2 separate regions of the Homo sapiens genome follow, and region 1 is linked to region 2. A link is an interaction called in ENCODE POLR2A ChIA-PET data of the cell type or tissue named here. Cell type or tissue: IMR-90. All regions are shown on one strand. Links, peaks and the distances in the headings refer to the core of each region. The heading gives the core; the rest is flanking DNA.

What was found. ChIA-PET counts read pairs that join two places held together with the same protein. Peaks named below come from ENCODE experiments on the same cell type or tissue, not always from the same donor. Only the 100,000 strongest peaks of a DNase experiment are listed, where the experiment ranks them.
Region 1: POLR2A ChIA-PET joins it to region 2 with 8 read pairs; 21 of 35 experiments call an interaction of 5 or more read pairs at or near these places.

What each region holds. Positions count from the first base shown.
Region 1 is chr2:37,243,413-37,247,942 of GRCh38, forward strand. It overlaps NDUFAF7 (NADH:ubiquinone oxidoreductase complex assembly factor 7), which reads left to right. Exons shown (of 10, transcript NM_144736.5): 7 at 451-561; 8 at 2,640-2,783; 9 at 4,044-4,217. Among named protein-coding and RNA genes, the nearest start is that of NDUFAF7, 14 kb to the left of the region's middle. In IMR-90, for the core only: no CTCF peak of the experiment used is centred there; a DNase peak (open chromatin) is centred at 2,999; H3K27ac peaks cover 478 bases.
Region 2 is chr2:37,187,985-37,192,232 of GRCh38, forward strand. SULT6B1 (sulfotransferase family 6B member 1) reads right to left here and starts at 686. Exons shown (of 7, transcript NM_001367551.1): 1 at 458-686. The coding sequence starts at 656. RefSeq lists enhancers at 1,167-1,692, 1,693-2,217. In IMR-90, for the core only: a CTCF peak has its summit at 1,992; a DNase peak (open chromatin) is centred at 2,017.

The sequences.
Region 1 (4,530 bases), core at 531-4,530, 56 kb after region 2:
CTGCACTCCAGCCTGGGCAACAAAGCGAGAGCTTGTCTCAAAAAAAAAATAATAAAACTTTTCTTCATTCTTTCTGTGAGGAGATTTAAGATTTGGTGATAATGTATATGTACTGGTAATTTGTGAGGAGAAGAGCAGCTCTCATGATCCTGTAGTAATTTGTTAGTAAAGCTTCTGGCTGTTCTTCCTGAGTCTATTTCCGTTTTTGGGGTACTTTCCATGCTGCTGATTTTATCTTCCACAGCGTCATCTCTGTTATTGTTTCTTTTGCATCGATTGGTCTACTCATTGTTCAAAGGCAATGAAGTAATGAATTTAAGTAATTTTAAATAGTAAGTTCTCTGTAAATGTTAGTTACTTATGGTAAGAGGAGAAAAAGCTATTTTTGGTAGAAGCAATGTAGAGAACAAACTTGCAAAAATTTGTTTTTATGTGTTATTTTGTGTTTAGAAAACACCACAGGGATGGCGAGAAGTATTTGTTGACATTGATCCACAGGTTTCTGATAAACTGAGGTTTGTTTTGGCACCTTCTGCCACCCCAGCAGAAGCCTTCATACAAGTAAGAATATGCTTTTTTAAGTTTCTTTTATTGCTCACAGAATCTTCAAAGTCTTATTTTCTGAGTTACTACTTTAGAGTTTTAGAGTTCCTTTACAGGAAGAGTTGCTAGTAGCATACGAGGTGCTTTTTATTGACAGTGAAAGTGCAGAGGAGCTAGAGGCAGGAGCATGGGTTAAAATCATTTCTTAAGTGTGTGACCTTAACGTCATGTAGTAAGAGAAAGTAAGTAACCGCTTACTCAGCCAAGTCTCTTACTTTCACTGCTTATCTCAGTTTCATGTCAAATGGTAATGGTATTGTCCACAGGAAGAGTTTACATCTGTGAAAGCAATGTAGTACAGACTATAGTAAATTAACAATAACAGCTAACGTTTGTTGAGTACTTTGTGTTACTCTGTTTTCTCATTTAATTCTCAAAGCAACTATATTAGGTAGGTTCTATTATTATCCTTCTTTGGGCTACAGCATGGCTTTTATCCCATGCTTCCACACAGATCTCAGTTTGATTCGGCCAGAATGGTAGAATTACTACTGCTTTCTGTTGATCTCAAGGAATCATTGCAAGAGCCTGTCTATTGTGGCTTGTTTAAAGGTACAAAAAAATCCCTGTACTTCTCAGGAACGTCCAGGCTTCAGACTGCCTCTTTTTTTTTAATCCTTTTTTTCCAGCTCAGAAGATGATTTTTACTTTCTGGACCTTAACTGAGAACTTCTTACTTAGAAATTATCAGTTTTAAAAGCACAAGAGCTTTTAAACTTAAATGTATGAATTAAGTTTTGTTAAGTATAAATTTAAATGTCAGACTGAACACTTATGAACACCTGTTTTTTCATAGTATAGCAATCTAAGTTTACCTGAATGACATATTCATAGAACTACCAAGAACTAACCTCCTGGCCCTGGGAGTTCATTTAGTTCTTGACCTAATTAGTATTCACTTAGGAAGGGAGGGAGCGAATATTCTCTTTCACTTGAATGAGATGCGTGGTAATACATGTCATCTTGAAGAGTAGCCTAAGATAGAATGTCAGCATGATCAGCGTGTCCACTGATGCCTGATGAGGCTGACTTCATGGTTTTTATAGTTAAGCCACAGTAATTTGATTGCACTATTAGCTAAATGGTTAGTTATATTTAATCCTCACAATAAACCTACAATATCTATAAGGAAGAAAACAACTCAGAAAGTTTAAGTAACTTGTCTACCAGTAAGCATAGGAAGAGCTGAGATTTAACTTCATCTGACTCTATGCCTGTTACCATAGGCAGACATCAGGGCAGGTCATTACTGCATTTCTATAATAAGGTGTTAGGAAGGAGTACAAGTTAATGTATGTTTTCATAATGAAGGGAAAGAAATACCACATTTTCAATCAGATCAGGAAGTAGTGAAATTTCATATATACTAGTCAGGTTGACAAGTGTTAATACTTAGTGTGATTTTGCTTTTTAAGCTAGTACACACTTATTGTGGCCCCTTAGTTAAGTGGACATCTTGGGGTAATAACGGTTTCAATACATTGGCACTAGTTTATAAGCCAGCGTTTCTTGATGTAGGGCATATCATTGGGATACTTTCTGGCACAACAGAGGGCATGATAATATAATTGTCTAATAGGGTCTGCTTCGTGTTATTGGATTTATACCATTTGTTCTTTCAGCACAATATTTTCATTGACTGTTATGTGCCTGGCACTGTTCTAGGCAGACAAAAAAAATCCCTTTCCCATGCTTTCAACCTAGAGGAATGTGTTTATATGATTTGTGATACAAAAGTAATTTTACATTAAATGATAATGCTCTAGGCCATCTGGGGGGATTGGGAGGGCATTTGCCTTTTTATAAAAGAGATTAAAATGTCTTTGTATATCAAGTGGGATAGCATCAAAGAACTAAGGAGTTTTGTATAATAAAAAGGGAGTCAGGTGAAAAGTTGAGTGTAGAGAACATACTCATATTAAGAATTTATTTTTATTAAAACTAAGAAATGCTCATTGAGGAAAAACCTGAAAAACCGTAAGGAAGTCATTCTTTTGAATGATGCATTTTGACTCTTGCAATGATCCCTTTACTAGCATGACGAAACAAGGGATCATGTTGAAGTGTGTCCTGATGCTGGTGTTATCATCGAGGAACTTTCTCAACGCATTGCATTAACTGGAGGTGCTGCACTGGTTGCTGATTATGGTCATGATGGAACAAAGACAGATACCTTCAGAGTATGTATAATTCAGTAACATGATTTATCAGAATTTCAGTGTTAGATCTGAAGCCCATTGAAGAGCTTTGATTTCTACAGTGCCTGGTATTGTTGTATTACATTATTTTATAGTTAACATTAATTCATGTTATTGTAATTCCCCTTAACCCTAGTTCTTACTGCTAACACTGAGTCTACTGTCCAGCCCTCCTTTAACAGGATCTGAATTGTGTACATTCTTCCTTAGTTGTAGAACCTATGTTTATATAAATCCAGATAAGCAGCTGAATAATACAAATGGAAAGATTTTCTTCACATTCTTAAACCTATCTGTAACCCCCTTCATTCAAGAAAAATTTTGGTACTTCTTTACAGATTTAAACTACCTACTGTAATCATTCTAGCTTTTTCTATCATATTTTCAACATTTTTTCCCTTTCCAGATGTATTCTTTTACACTGTTCCTAAACATCCTTTCTTAATGATCTTTGAATATAATCAATTCTATTCAATATACTTTAATTGAAAAACATTTAACTAAATGCTCTTAGTCATTTTCTAGGTCTGTGGTTCTTAATTTCTAACTTTATCTAAAAATAACCTGGATAGTTTGTTGAAAATACTCATTCTCTAGCCTTACCTCCAGGATTCTGACTGACCAGGTCTGGTTAGGGTCAGTAATATATTCTCAGGTGATTTTTTTTTAAGTAATTTCAACTTTTATTTTAGATTTAGGGGGTACATGAGGCAGGTTTGTTATTTGTTACATGGGTATATTGCATTGACTCTGAGGTTTGGGGTACGAGTGAGCCTGTCACCCAGGTGGCAAGCATAGTACTCAGTAGATAGATTTTCAGCCCTTGTTCCCCTCCTCCTGTCTCCCCTCTAGTAGTCACCAGTGTTTGTTCCCATAAGTATGTTCACGTGTACCCAGTGTTTAGCTCTAAGTGAGATGTACATGTGGTATTTGGTTTTGTCCCTGCATTAATTCACTTAGGATAATGGCCTCCAGCTATGTCTACGTTGCTGAAAAGGACGTGATTTCATTTTTTTTTATGGCTGTGTAGTAGTTTGTAGTGTATCTCAGGTGATTCTGATGCATGGTTGATGCATATACTTTGTAAAACACTGCCTAGGTGTTCCCTGCCTAGAGAATTAATGAGAGCTCTATTCCGTCACCTCAAGCATTAATGTAAATATTAAATAACTTTAATATGATAGCATTTCTTTAATCTTAATAACCATAAAAGGGCAAAAATCTGATTTCTTTATGTTCAAGGGGTTTTGCGACCACAAGCTTCATGATGTCTTAATTGCCCCAGGAACAGCAGATCTAACAGCTGATGTGGACTTCAGTTATTTGCGAAGAATGGCACAGGGAAAAGTAGCCTCTCTGGGCCCAATAAAACAACACACATTTTTAAAAAATATGGGTATTGATGTCCGGCTGAAGGTAAGGTTTATTTTATTTCACTGTTATTAAGTACTTTCATAGTATTTCAAAAATTACTTTAAATAGTATGTTCACCTGGCCTTAATGCTCTTGTAGTTAGCCAATCCTTGGTATTCCAGTCTTTTCAGGTAGTATAGGATTTAGTAACTAGTCTGGTAAGTTTTATGCATCTCCATGGGAGGTAGCATTAAGACTTCCAAATAGTGTTTTTGTTTGTTAAGAAAACTGCGTTTATGGGTATGAATTTTCTAACTGTTCTTCTGAGAACACCTAAACCTTACTGTAGATCAAACCCCCTGAGGATATTTGTTAA
Region 2 (4,248 bases), core at 1-4,000:
TTTGTAAAAGTGATTTGAGAAACTGATGGAGCAATATTTGATCCTGAAAAATAATTTATAACATGGAAATCATCATGTAAATTATAGAAGTGGCTGTGCTTTTGTCCAGCCAGAAATCAAGACAAAATCACTGCTACTGTCACTGTTCCTTGCCAACTGGACTTTCCCACATTCATGCTCCTCCCTTCCAGGCCCGTCATCCACCCCCTTCTGCCCTCCATCCTCCATCATGGCCTTTCCGCACAGAGCTCTTCCTTCAGACACTGGAGTTTTTTAATCTAGCAGTTCTATTTACTGATTTTACAACCTACGTACTTAACCACTGTGGCCCTCCTCCTCACTGATGCTCAGACAGATTCCTGCAATGAGGAACCGCCTTCATCCCACCTTTGTCTCATACCCTCCCCAACCTACTCACTATGAGAAGTGTACTTGTAGGAAACGACTTGTCATTTACCGCACTTTGGATAAGATGCTAGCACGATGTCATCATGTCTGGCTTCGAAGGTGTCCAGCGCTTGGAAAGTTTCTGAGGTGCACATGGTGATGGGGTAAGGAATCCCCTGATAGGTGAAAAATAAATGAGAGAGTGCAGTTTCTTTTGATTTTTCTAAAGCTTCGTCAATGTATTCAATAAATTTGGATTTATCAGCCATGGTGGCTCCCTGTAAAAGAACCTGCTCTGTGGCTGTTCAGGGGGAGTGATTGCTTTTAATGGAGTTGGGCAGGGGCTGGAATAAAGGGCTCCTCCCAGTCACATGAAAAAGAAATCATTTAATTCTCATCCACCCCTCCCTCACTATTACATATCCTCCTGGGAAAAGCTAAACCACAGGTGCAAAACAGGCTGAGGATCAGGGAATATTACCCCAAGGGCTGATTACATGACCATTTCGGCAACCTGCCCAATGAAAGTAAGAATGGAATATCCTAATAGAAGAAAATATATATTAAATATCTAACAAATAGGTATTTAATCAGGCATGCAATTTTTCTATTAGAAATTCACAGAATGAAACCTCAGTTCTCTTCTGGGTTGATAGATTTCCACACATATCCTCTGTGGTGTGAAAGGAAGCAATGGGATTGTGAGGTAATTTGGTGGGGTGGAAAAGAGACCAGATTTGGGGGCAGTCTTAGGCACTCTCATTTACTGGCTCAATAGATACACAAGTCTAAAGACCTGAGTTTGAACCTTGACTCTACCATTTACTAGTTGTGTTACTCTGAGCTAATGATAATATATCTCTAAAAGTTTATGTAAAATTGTTAACAGTGGAAATGTATCTGAGTTACCCCATATGGGTCTGCAGTAACCTCAATTCTTGCCTCCTCAGAAGAAAGAATTGACTGAGGATGTAAGGCCGAAAAAGAGACTGAGGCAAGTTTCAGAGCAGGAGTGGAAGTTTATTAAAAGCTTTAGAGCAGGAAAGAAAGGAAAGCACACTTAGAAGACACCCAAGTGGATGACTTCAAGTACAAGTGCAAAATGTTTAACCTTGATGCTAGGCCTTCATAGGCTGGCCCACTTCCAGCATCTCACACCACTTTCCCATGATTCTTCCTTTAGGGTGGGCTGCCCTCCTTACCCCAGGGAAGTAAGCATGTGCAGTGTGTTTAGGAAGCTGTACACATGCCCATCTGAGGCTTTCTTCCCTTTTCTAGTGTAGTGCCCCCAGAAGGTCATACTACGTCATTGTGTCTCTTAATGCGTGTGCGGGGAAGGTGCTTCTCCCTGGAACATTTCCTAGGGTACGCTCTTTCTCTAGCAGCCACTCTCCCCTTTTTCCTTTGGGTAAGTTGGCCCACACTTCCCATCTCCCAGCAGCTTGGTGTGGCCCTGTGGCTAAAACAGTAAGTTGATGGCTCTCCAATTTTCTTTAGTGCCTTCCCCATACCTGGAAGGCAGATACTGTGTTGGCAAACCAGATTTGCTAATTCGGAGGAAAGCAGCACTCCAGGGGGTGGCAGACTAACAAGACAGAGGAAGCCAGCTTACTGGATGGCCTTGAGAAAGAGAGCCACCCTCCCATGACTCACACTGTGTAACAGGCCTCGTTCTGACCTGTATGTGAAAGAGCATAATTGTTCATCTTGTTTGAGCCACTGAATTATTGGAGTCTCAACAATTACAATTGCAATTACTCAAAAGTTATAGCAGTTTAGCCTATATCCTATCTGGTACATTTTCTGGGTCATAATTTACTCTTTGGCCTCTTGATAAGTCAAATATCTATAAATGTAGACTGTATATTTCTTCTTATTTCTCTCCCATTCTCTTCCCCACATCTTTCTTCTTATGCTTCTTCCATTTTTCTAAGAAGGTAATTTTTTTCACTGTATTTACCTTTCTCTTAACCAATGTTAACCAGTGAAGAAGATGACTTCTAGTTATTCTTAGTTACCAAGCTGTACTGTCATTCATGTATCAGTTAAAAGGGTAGCTAACATTATTGAGTACTTGCATGTACCACATCCCCTTCCAAATTGCTAAGATTACAGGAACGATCTGATGTAATTTCCTAACAGCCTTATGAAATGGGTGTTGCTTTGCTACCTTTTGCAGTTAGGTTAATTGAGGCCACAGGGGCTAAGTGGCTTCTAGAAGACGAGAGGTGAGGGTTGGCGGGAGGAAAAGCAGGTTTTAATCGGAGAGCCAGCAAACAGAGAAGATGGTGAACTAGTGTTCTAAAGTACCACCTTAAATTTTAAAATTGACCATAGCGTTTTTAAGGGGGAAATGTATGGGAGACATTTGGGAGTGGTACAGGATGCAGGGTCTGTATGTCTTGTTTCAACGGATATCTTGGGTAATTGCCTGTTTGGAGGTCTGGCTGGCATTATCTTGATTTCAGCCCAATGGTAGTGGAGAAAATGTTTGCGACTCCCCCTAAGCACAAGGATTCTGTAGTTGGGGCTCTGCACTTGGTTTGTTTCAAGATTAGCTTCTGGAATTTTTTAACCAAGAAAACAATTAGATAAACATGCATTGCCAGGGGAGAAGGTCTAGAGAGGGAAGGAATGAAGGGGTAAGAGGGGAGGGAAAGAAAGTGAGTGATTAAAAGATATTTTAAAAGCTGGGGTTCCTGGTTACAATTGCAGAGTCAGGATTTGGAGGGGCTAGGGTTGGAACGCAGGCAGTACAGCTAAGTCCAGGCAGAAAGACACTTACAATGAGATCTCAGAGGGCATAGGTTTAATTGTTAGTACCAGTGAATTCTTTGGTTCTTCTTTACCTGCTATGAGAAACAAGGCCATGGCATTTTTCACTGCAAAAAAAAAAAAAAAAAAAAAAAATCTTATTTTCTGAGGAGAGAGATTTTTAGGACCACAAGGGCAATAAATTTCCTGGGTTCTAGTGATGCAGGATGGCACATCCCCGCCTGGGCCTGGCTCAGCCTGGTGCCCCAGCCTGCCTATGTTATAGCTCATTCAGTCCCCTGCCTACTCAGGCCCATAGGCTCCACGGCTGGCCCAGCCTGGCTGCTGCTTTCCATTGTGTGGGTTGGCTGCAGGCACGAGCAGGAGGCAGAGGATCACAGTGTTACAGCCTTTTTTGTACCCACATTTGGCAGATCGCAAGTTCTTGTCCTGCATTCAAGAAGAATGAGGTTATGCTGAAAACCAAAGAGTGAGAAGGGCAGAGAAGAGTTTTATTGAACAATGGAACAGCTATCAGCAGAGATGGGAATCAAACAGCGTGGTCTGCCACCCTAAGGCAGGTAGCCCCCTTAGCCTGAAGGTGGGTACGAAAAAAACTGTAATACTGTATCCCCCACCCTTCACTGGTGTAGGGCAGCCGCCCCACATGAGGGAAGGAGTGACAGGGCCAGGCCAGCCCAGGAGCAGCAGCAGGGAGTGGAGCAATGGGACTAAAAGAGCTGTTAGCATGCTATAACACCCGCTCTGGGGATTGGGGTTGCTGGCATCCCTGTTTGGGTGTCACCATGTTCCCCTCATGCAGACACCATTGCCCAAGGTGGAAGCAGGTCGTGGCATGGCCGGCCCAGCAGCGGGCTGAGTGTGGATCCCACCGCAAGCACTGGATCTAGGTGGGAGTGCAAGCAAGTACAGCTGGTTGGGCTGGGTGCCTCCTGCAGTGTTGCTGGCATTAGAGGTTTCTGGCTGGTTAAGCAGCCAAGAAAAAACCTGCATCACTAAAACATTTTATTTAATAACAGCATTTTGGGACAAATACTATATTCAATATATATATCAATTGTAAGATGCATTCCTATTTCTGAAATG